2 separate regions of the Homo sapiens genome follow, and region 1 is linked to region 2. A link is a loop called in an ENCODE intact Hi-C map of the cell type or tissue named here. Cell type or tissue: gastrocnemius medialis. All regions are shown on one strand.

Region 1 (5,000 bases), 130 kb before region 2:
CTGACCCTAAAATTCATATGGAAATGCAAAGCACTCAGAATAACAACAACAACAAAAGTCTTGAAAAAGAACAATATAGAAAGAGGTGATGACTAGTTTTACATATCAACTGGCAAGGTACAGTCCTGAGTTATTCAAACACTAGTCTAGGTGTTGCTGTGAAAGTACTTTATAAATTTTATTAACATCTACAATCAACTGACTGGTTGTAGGAGGTCATCCTCAATAGTTTGGGTGGGCCTGATCCAATCAGATGAAAGGCCTTAAGAGGTATCTCTGAGGAAGAAGAAATTCTACCTGTGGACTATGGCATGAGCAACTGCCCAAAAGTTCCCAGCCTGTGCCTCCTGGCTCCCTGCCCTAAGGATTTTAGCAAATTCTTTGTAATATATCTCTTTATATATGTATACATACACAATTTTACTGGTTTTGTTTCTCCAGTGGAATACTAATACAGAGTACTCATATTTCCTGATTTCAAAACTTACTACAAACCTATAGTAATCAAGACTATGTAGAACTGAATAGGGATAGACACATAGACACATGTTTAATTGGTTTAACAGAGTGCCAAGACAATTCAATGGGTAAAGAATGGTCTTTTCATCAAATGATATTGGAACAACAGGATATCCACATGCAAAAGAATGAACCTGGACTCCCACCTCACACACTGTATACAAAAATTAATTCAAGATGGACCAAAAACCTAAATGTAAGAGCTAAAACTGTAAATAAAAACTTTTAGGAAAAAAACAGAGGAGTAAATCTTTGTACGCTTGCATCAGGCGATGGTTTTCAAAATCACAACCAACCAAAGAATGGGTAATAAATTGAATGTCATCAAAATGAAAAACTTTTGTGTTTCAAAGAACACTATCAAGAAAATGAAAAGACAATCCATAGAATGAAAATATTTGCAAATCATATATCTAATAAGGGTATATACCCAAAATAAGTAACTCTTACACCTCAAGAATAAAAAGACAATTAATTCAATTTAAAAAATGGGTAAAAAGTTTGAACAAACATTTCCCCAAAGAAAACATAAATGGCCAATATGCACATGAAAAGATGCTCAACATCATGAGTCATTAGGAAAATGCAAATCAAAACCACAATGAGATACCATTTCACACTCACGAGGATGGCTATAATAATGTTTGTTTTTTTTTTTTTTGGAGATAGAGTCTTGCTCTGCTGGCCAGGCTGGACTGCAATGGCATGATCTCAGCTCATTGCAACCTCTGCCTCCTGGGTTCAAGTGATTCTCCTGCCTCAGCCTCTCGAGTAGCTGGGATTACAGATGCTCGCCACCACACCTGGCTAATTTTTTGTATTTTTAGTAGATACGGGGTTTCACCATGTTGGCCAGGCTGGTCTCAAACTCCAGATCTCAGGTGATCCACCCGCCTTGGCCTCCCAAAGTGCTGCAATTACAGGCATGAACCACTGCGCCCGGCTGGCTATAATAAATTTTAAATAAATAAATAAATAAATAATTTTTAAATAAGGAAAATAAGTGTTGGAGAGCATGTGGAGAAATTGGAACCCATATACTATCCTTCTGCAAATACAAAATGCTGCAGCCTCTTTGGAAAACAGTTTTGCAGTTCCTCAAAAAGTTAAACATAGAATTACCATATAACCCAGGAATTCTATTTCTAGGTATATACCCAAGAGAATTGAAAACACATACCCCACAATGCACATGAATGGTCATGGCAGCATTATTCAGAATAAGCAAAAAGTAGAAGCAACCCAAATGTCCATCAACAGAAAAATGGATAAACGAAATGTGGTATAGCCATGCATGGACTGTTATTCAGCCATAAAAAGGATGAAGCACCGATGCATGCTATAATTTATATGAACCTCAACATCCTTATGCTAAGTGAAAGAAGGCAAACACAAAAGGACAAATATTGTCGGATTCTACTTATATGAAATGTCTAGAATAGGCAAATTCATAGGGATAGGAAGTAAATTAGAAGCTACTATAGCTGGGAGAAGTTTCTTTTTGAGATGATGAAAATGTTCTAAAATAAGATAGTAGTGAGAGTTGCAAAATTTTGTGAATATAGTAAAAAGACTGAGTCGCACACTTTAAAACAGTGAATTTTATGGTTAACTGTATCTTAATAAAACTGTTATTAAAAAAAGAGAGAAAGGTCCTGGCCCTGGGCCTACATACAAAAAATACACAGGGAATATATGTAATGAGAGTAAAGAGTACGCATGGAACCCTTTGCCTCTTGGGATCTGGCAATGAGTGCTCGCACAATGTAATCAAAACCTTAGACATCTATTTTTGTGACCAGCACTGTTCTGGCCCAGGGAACATTTCTCTACATGTCTTGCCCTCTGTCCTTGGAATAGAAGGTGACCACAACTGCATACTGTCAAAGTTTTGTGTATTGTGACACTGCCAGTGGAGGAGATGGACTCTTCTTAGAGCCTAGGAGAAACTACACTGGCAGAGCCACTTCAGCAGGAGAAAAGATAAATTAACCAATGTGTCAAATTCTTCTCTCAGTTTGAATGCAAAATATTCTTGCACAACAAACTATCATTCCCAATATTACCAAACATCTATTTTCATTATATTCCAACCAGCGCTTCTGAAAGCTCTCACACATTAGAATAACATTTGCAAGAGTTTTGCATGGCTGAGAAAAACTTTGCAATATCAAGTGTTATGGGTTGAACCATGTCCTCCCAAATATGTATCTTGAAGTCCTAATTTCCAGGTACCTTGGAATGTGATCTTATTTGGAAATAGGTCTTTACAGAGGTAATCAAGTTAAAATGAGGTCGTCACGGTGGATCCCAATACAGTATGACTGGTGTCCTTATGAAAAGGGGAAATTAAGGGCTACACATATAGGAAGACTATCATGTGAACACCAAGGCAGAGGTTGGGGAGATGCATCTATAAGCCAATGAATACGGAAAAATTCTGACACACTTCTGGAAAGGAGAAATCTTTCCTCATAGCCATAAGAAAGAACCAACCCCATGAACACATTGATCTCATACTTCTAGCCTCCAGAACTATGAGATACTAAATTTCTATTGTTTTTGCCATGCAGTTTGTGATACTTTCCAGCAGCCCAAGAAAATTAACACATTAAACAAGTCATATTATTCTTAAATTTGTACAAACCTAGGATAATGTATGAAGTATGATACTGATTTATATGATTAAATTGTAATATTTTGTAATATATTCTACAATAATGATTATTTGTCATATATGATTCCATTTCTGTGTTTGAACATGGCATGTATAATTCTTAGTTCATTTCCAAATTTAAGTATCACTTTAGGAATTTTATTGATAACTATAGCTGCCACTGGCTCCAGGGAGTGAAGTTTCTCCAAATTAAAATTAGTTTTACAGTGTAAGAATTACAACCAGGCATGTTGGCTGGCACCTGTAGTCCCAGCTACTCGGGAGGCTGAGGTGGGAGGATTGCTTGAATGCAGAGGCAGGGGTTGCAGTGAGCCAAGGTCATGCCACTGAACTCCAGCCTGGATGACAGAGCCAGAACCTGTCCAAAAAAAAAAGCAAGAATGACAAGGACTTAAGAAATTTGTTCAGGCCAGGTGCAGTACTTCAAGCCTGCAATCCCAGCACTTTGGGAGGCCAAGGTAGGTGGGTTGCTTGAGGCCAGGAGTTCGAGACCAGCCCGGCCAACATGGAGAAACCCCATCTCTGTAAAACATACAAAAATTTGCCAGGCACGGTAGTGCGTGCCTGTGGTCCCAGGTACTCAGAAGGCTGAGGTGAGAGGATGGCTTGAGCCCAGTAGGCAGAGGTTGCAGTGACCCAAGATCATACACCACTGCACTCCAGCCTGGGTGATAGAGCCAGACCTTGTTTCAAAATAAAATAAAATAAAATAAAACAAAAAGAAAAACAAATTTGTCTAATTTAGCGATGTTATCAATAGAATATACACTGTAAAAATCTTGCATAAAACAACTTAGGTAGTCATTTTCCTGAAAGGAAGGCAAACAAATTTTTATGGAACTAATATATAACAATCTATGAATTATATATGATATCTTTGGCCCATGAACAAAACATCCAGACATGCATAACAATGATTAAAATAGCCATTTTTCATAGTTCCTGGCTCTTAATCATTTAAAACACACCACAACTTTCTATGTATTTTAAAATTTTAACGTTAAAAAGGTATATTTGACACTGTGGGAAGATAGAACATATTTTATTCAACAATGTTGCTAGCTTGATTTATAACTTTTAAATATTTAGACATATGGTATGTGAACCTCTGCTTGTACTCATGCCCCAGGTCCTATAAGTGTTAGGGGTAGCCAGGACCCAGCAATGACAGAAGAAATGAAGCCTAAATCTATGAACGGAAACCAAACGAAAATATCAAGCTTGTTCCTACTGTAAACTAAAATATCATTCTGAAAGCTTCATGTGGAAACCTGATGCAGTCCCTCAGAGGAAGTGACAAGTGCCTTTCTGGGCCATAGTCCCAAGGGTCCCTACAAGCCCTTCCCAGGCAGGAGTTGTGTAGCCCTGTTGCCTCAGTGGACCTCAGCTCTCACCAGGTTTCATATGTCTAATGTATTTCACAGTCCTTACGTTCTGAATGTTAGAGTTGGGTCATAGATGCTCCTTTTATTTCTTTTGCAGTAACTCTGTGCCACTTTCAAATAAACAGAGCAATTTATAACTGTATTTCATTCCTCTTTTGGAAATAGTAGTGTACAATTTGACAAACAACCTTTAGAGGGACCTCAATGTTATGATATTCCCCATGGCTATCATTTTGTTATCTTCTGCCTGTCCCCTTGGAGAGAAGGTTGGCTGCCTATTGAGGGCTACTCCGAAGCTAGGCATGGGAACCAGCATTCTTTCTGGGAGTTAGTCTCAGGAAGTGAAGAACTCCTAGAGACAGGGGAAGTGGTGGCAATTAAGAGAAGAGATAAAGAGCAGGATGCATCACTGGGAAAGA
Region 2 (5,000 bases):
ACCTACTCATCTGACAAAGGGCTAATATCCAGAATCTACAATGAACTCAAACAAATTTACAAGAAAAAAACAAACAACCCCATCAAAAAGTGGGCGATGGACATGAACAGACACTTCTCAAAAGAAGACATTTATGCAGCCAAAAAACACATGAAAAAATGCTCATCATCACTGGCCATCAGAGAAATGCAAATCAAAACCACAATGAGATACCATCTCACACCAGTTAGAATGGCAATCATTAAAAAGTCAGGAAACAACAGGTGCTGGAGAGGATGTGGAGAAATAGGAAAACTTTTACACTGTTGGTGGGACTGTAAACTAGTTCAACCATTGTGGAAGTCAGTGTGGCGATTCCTCAGGGATCTAGAACTGGAAATACCATTTGGCCCAGCCATCCCATTACTGGGTATATACCCAAAGGACTATAAATCATGCTGCTATAAAGACACATGCACACGTATGTTTATTGCGGCATTATTCACGATAGCAAAAACTTGGAACCAACCCAAATGTCCAACAATGATAGACTGGATTAAGAAAATGTGGCACATATACACCATGGAATACTATGCAGCCATAAAAAATGATGAGTTCATGTCCTTTGTAGGGACATGGATGAAATTGGAAATCATCATTCTCAGTAAACTATCGCAAGAACAAAAAACCAGACACCGCATATTCTCACTCATAGGTGAGAATTGAACAATGAGATCACATGGACACAGGAAGGGGAATATCACACTCTGGGGACTGTTGTGGGGTGGGGGGAAGGGGGAGGGATAGCATTGGGAGATATACCTAATGCTAGATGATGAGTTAGTGGGTGCAGCGCACCAGCATGGCACATGTATACATATGTAACTAACCTGCACAATGTGCACATGTACCCTAAAACTTAAAGTATAATAATAAAAAAATAAAAAATAAAAAATAAAGAAAGAAAAAGGTGTCATCTGGGTGGAGGAAGTTTTTTCTTAAAAAAAAAAAAAAAAAAAAAAAAGCATCCCCTTTGCTGGTCCAATCCGCAAAACCTTCCACCGTTCTCAAGGGCTGATGAGAAAATGTGGACAGGGTCAGGCATTCTCCAGATTTAGATTAGATGTCACTCCTTTAGAGATGACTCCCTGATCCTCCAGAAGAGGGCCTCCTACAAAATGCTCCCAGGCCCTCCTGTGCTGCTCTCTTGTTAAATACTTGTTTCAATGGAAAATTCTTGCACTCAGTGCCAGTCTTCACTGTCAAACTTTAAGCTCGGTAAAGGCAGAGCCAGGTCTTTCATGGTTAGTTGCTATGAGCCCAGAGTTCAGCACATAGAGCAGCACACAGTGAGCTCTTTTCAAATAACTGAACGAGTGAATGAAAGTATCGGGAGGCAGTAGGCTGTATGAGATGGTCTCTCACCATACCGCAATGCTCTGAAGACGAGTGATTCTTCCACCCACCCCTTCCCATCAGGCCTGTCCATGGCCACTGGATCCCAAACCTCGGCTTGAATATAGACATTGAAAGACTTCCCTCTTATTTTTAAAAATTCATTTCTACTTATTTTTAATATATAATAAAAAATGTATTCATTCAATCAATCAATATTTGCTGAGTGCCTCTTATACAGCAGACACTGGTTAGAACTAGTGCTGTAACCCTGGCCAGAGTTACCTTCTAGTGGGTGGAGATAAACTGTCAACAAATACATGAGAAAACTTCAAGTAGTGCTGAGTACATGAAGAAAATTAAAACACTGTAATGTGTTAGAAAGTCACTGGGGGAGAGAATGTGGTGAGTTTCTACGGAGAGGTCAGGTGGTTCTCTAAATGAAAACCTAAACCCATGCTATCTGCATCTGGAATAACCTGCACAAAGTGAACTGTTAACCAGATACCAGAGGTTGCTAGCTTTATAGTCTTATGAAATGGAAGAACCCCGTGTTTAGAGCTACAAAATTTCCAGCTATGCAAAGATCTTGGAGAATAGCATTCCAGGCAAAGGGGACAAACAGCACATGCAAAGGTCCTCAGGCCCCCTGGTTTTGGTGCATCCAAGGAAGAAAAAGAAGGCCGTCATGACCGAGGCACAGTGAGCTGGGTATCGAGGGGCATCCAGTGGAGGTGGGTAAGTGGGCAGGGACCACAGCAGGTGGCAGTTTGCAGGGTAAGGGGTACAGATTGATTCAAAGTGCAATTGGAAACCGCTGAAGAGTTTTACAAAAGCGAATGAATGATCTGGTTTATATTTTAATAAAATCACTCTAGATGCTCTGTCAAGTGGGAGTACAAGCAGAAGACCAGGTAAGAAGCTAGTATAGTAATCTAGGCTAGAGGTGAAGCTGATTTAGACTAAGGTGGTAGCTAGACACAATATAGATAGGCTTAAGGCATAATTTAGAAGTGTCAGAATTTGTGATGACTTCTGAGAGGAGAGGGAAAGAGAAAAATTAAGGATGATGTAATCCAGAAGAAAGTAAGCTACAACAATCCTCTTTGCCTGGGTACCTACTGTGATCTGGCACCACTGGCTCAATTAACCCTCACAACTCAGAGAACGGAGTACTATCCTTATTCCCACTTGCAGGTGAAAAACTGAGACTCAAAGACATTGAGTAACCAGCCCAAACCAACAGGACCTTGCGTCTCCAGTGTCAATCACCTTTTCAAGATTCCACATGGCCTGGGATCCTGTTCCAGAGTTACAAGGAAGTTTGCAGAAAGTTTTGGGGGGGAACCCAGCACTCTGTGGGTATATTAAATGCTTTCTGAGCCAAGAGGGGCTGAAGTGCCACGCTGGGAAGCCCAAGGGCAGGTGTCACACGCAATCTGTTTTACATCAGTCGCCCAGGGTTATTTCAGCCCCGTGATCTCACATGCCCCGTGACATGATGGGATGTGACAGGGCCAACCCAGGAGGCCCTACCAACAGCACAGGAAGCTGGCAGTTGTTTTCATTATTACTATCATTAGAATCAAGTAGCTCTTTTCCACTGAGAGCCACTGCTAATTTCTTAGCCGGATGGTCACTAACACTGGTTAATCCATGTAATACAGGGGAATATGGAAACAACCCTCAGAGTTGGAGCTGGAAAAACCAAGACTAAAGTCCACTTAGTCCTAAACACTTGGAATAGTTAGGCTGTGTATAAGTCTCTTAACCCTCTAAGTCTCTAGTTTCCTCTTCTCTAAAATATGGGTAACAAAACCATCAACATCACAGCACTACATGAGGATTACCTGGATAAGCTGTGTTAAAGCTCATCATCATCATCATCAATACTAAAAAGAAAAAGCCTGCTGTCTTCAGTTGCCGCTCTCCTCTATTCCTAGGAAAAGTGAGCTGTAGAACTCTTTATGAAATTCTGCAAATTAAGAATTCAAAGAATTCTGGAACAATTCTCCAATTCTGTTGCAAAGAGACGGATGTTTGGCACAAAATCCTGGGCTTCGACATAAACTCATGCTATCTACCTCTGGAATAACCTGCACAAAGTGAACTGTTAACCAGATACCAGAGGTTGCTAACTTTATAGTCTTATGAAAAGGAGAGAATCACGTGTTTTGACCTACTAAATTGAAAAGACTTACCTTTTACAAAGAGAAACAAAACCAAACCCCAGGCAAGTGAGCCTGTCTGAGCTTTAGGTGCCTCATCTATGAAATTGGAACAATTTCATAATTCAGACTACCTTCCTCCTAGGAGTGTTGTGAAGATTAAGTAAAATAACTCACATAAAATACTCAGTAAATGTTATGTCCCTCACTTCCACTCCCCAGCCCAGAGACTTTCTTTATTCTTAATGGGTTCAGTGCAAGAAGGACAAGCTGTGATAGTCTAGGGGTTTCTATTGGTAAAGAAAAGGCTGAAGTGGGCTGCTCTGAAACAGCATGAAGCCAGAAGCTCTATGCATCTCCTGAATACAGAATAGGCTGAGAAGCATAACAAGCCCTCAGAGAGACATAAACCAAAGTGGGAGCTCCTGAGATACCCCCTCTTTCCTGCCTACTGCTGAAGACAGACTCTATATTTTTTAATTATAAAAATGCACATTTGCAGTGTTTCTTTGGTTTTCCCAAGAGCTTTTGTGCATCCTGTCTCACTTCTGCAGTCCTGGGTGGGCAGAGCAGATGTTTACCAGTCTGCTTTGTAGATGAGGATATCGGGACACTGAAAGGCTCAGTGATTAAACTAGGTCACATAGCAAGTCTGTAAATGAGCCCTGATGAGAACACAGGTTTCCTGACTTCTAGCCTCCCACCCCACCCGCCCCACCCCACTCTCTCTGCCGCACCTTATCAGTCATGTTCCTAGGATAGCGTACATTCTTCCTTTAACTTTAAGGTGTGTTAGCATTGTAAACCGTGCCATTGGGCCTTAAGGTTCCAAGCTCTTAGATTCCTTTGGTGCACATGGTAGCGACAACAACCATAATGATCATGTTAAACTGGGGCCTGGGGCCAAATCCAGGCCTACTGCCTCTTCTGGTGTGAAAGTGACAATATGTTCCTGTCTTATCCTGCTTGTATTTCCTCTGCCATTTACTTGGTTCTCTAAGATCTTGCTACTTCAAGAGGTCACCTGGATGTGCAGCGTCGCCACCCCCATGAGCTTGTTAGAAATGCAAACTCGCAGGCTCCACCACAGCACTTTCAAATCGGAATCTGCATTTTACCATGATTCCCAGGCGATCCAAACGCACGCTGAATTTAATAAGCACTGCCCTGAAGAACTCAAAATGTGTTCAATAAACCGTCAACACAGAACATGGAAGGTGATAAAACACCCATACTGGCAGTTCAGAGGTGATTACCGAGTTACTTCGATTGTCCTTTAATCATGGTGTCTGGCACACAGTAAGCACTACATAAACATTTTTAGAACTAATTGCTGATTCATTATTTAATAATTTAGTCCGTTTGTAGGGTCTGTTCATCACCCTTCTCTCCTACTGCTCCCTCTTCTGGAGAGTTAAATGAATTTGGACATGTAAAGCACTGAGAACAGTGTCTCCC

The links. Hi-C counts contacts between places; a loop is a spot of excess contacts. Peaks named below come from ENCODE experiments on the same cell type or tissue, not always from the same donor. Only the 100,000 strongest peaks of a DNase experiment are listed, where the experiment ranks them.
Region 1: it touches region 2 in a loop (3-fold over the local background); 8 of 110 quality-filtered maps call a loop at or near these places.

What each region holds. Positions count from the first base shown.
Region 1 is chr1:64,052,857-64,057,856 of GRCh38, reverse strand. All of the region lies in intron 4 of ROR1 (receptor tyrosine kinase like orphan receptor 1), which reads right to left. Among named protein-coding and RNA genes, the nearest start is that of ROR1-AS1, 57 kb to the left of the region's middle. In gastrocnemius medialis, no CTCF peak of the experiment used is centred here; a DNase peak (open chromatin) is centred at 2,336; H3K27ac peaks cover 1,147 bases.
Region 2 is chr1:63,920,936-63,925,935 of GRCh38, reverse strand. All of the region lies in intron 1 of ROR1 (receptor tyrosine kinase like orphan receptor 1), which reads right to left. Among named protein-coding and RNA genes, the nearest start is that of ROR1, 150 kb to the right of the region's middle. In gastrocnemius medialis, no CTCF peak of the experiment used is centred here; a DNase peak (open chromatin) is centred at 2,845; H3K27ac peaks cover 896 bases.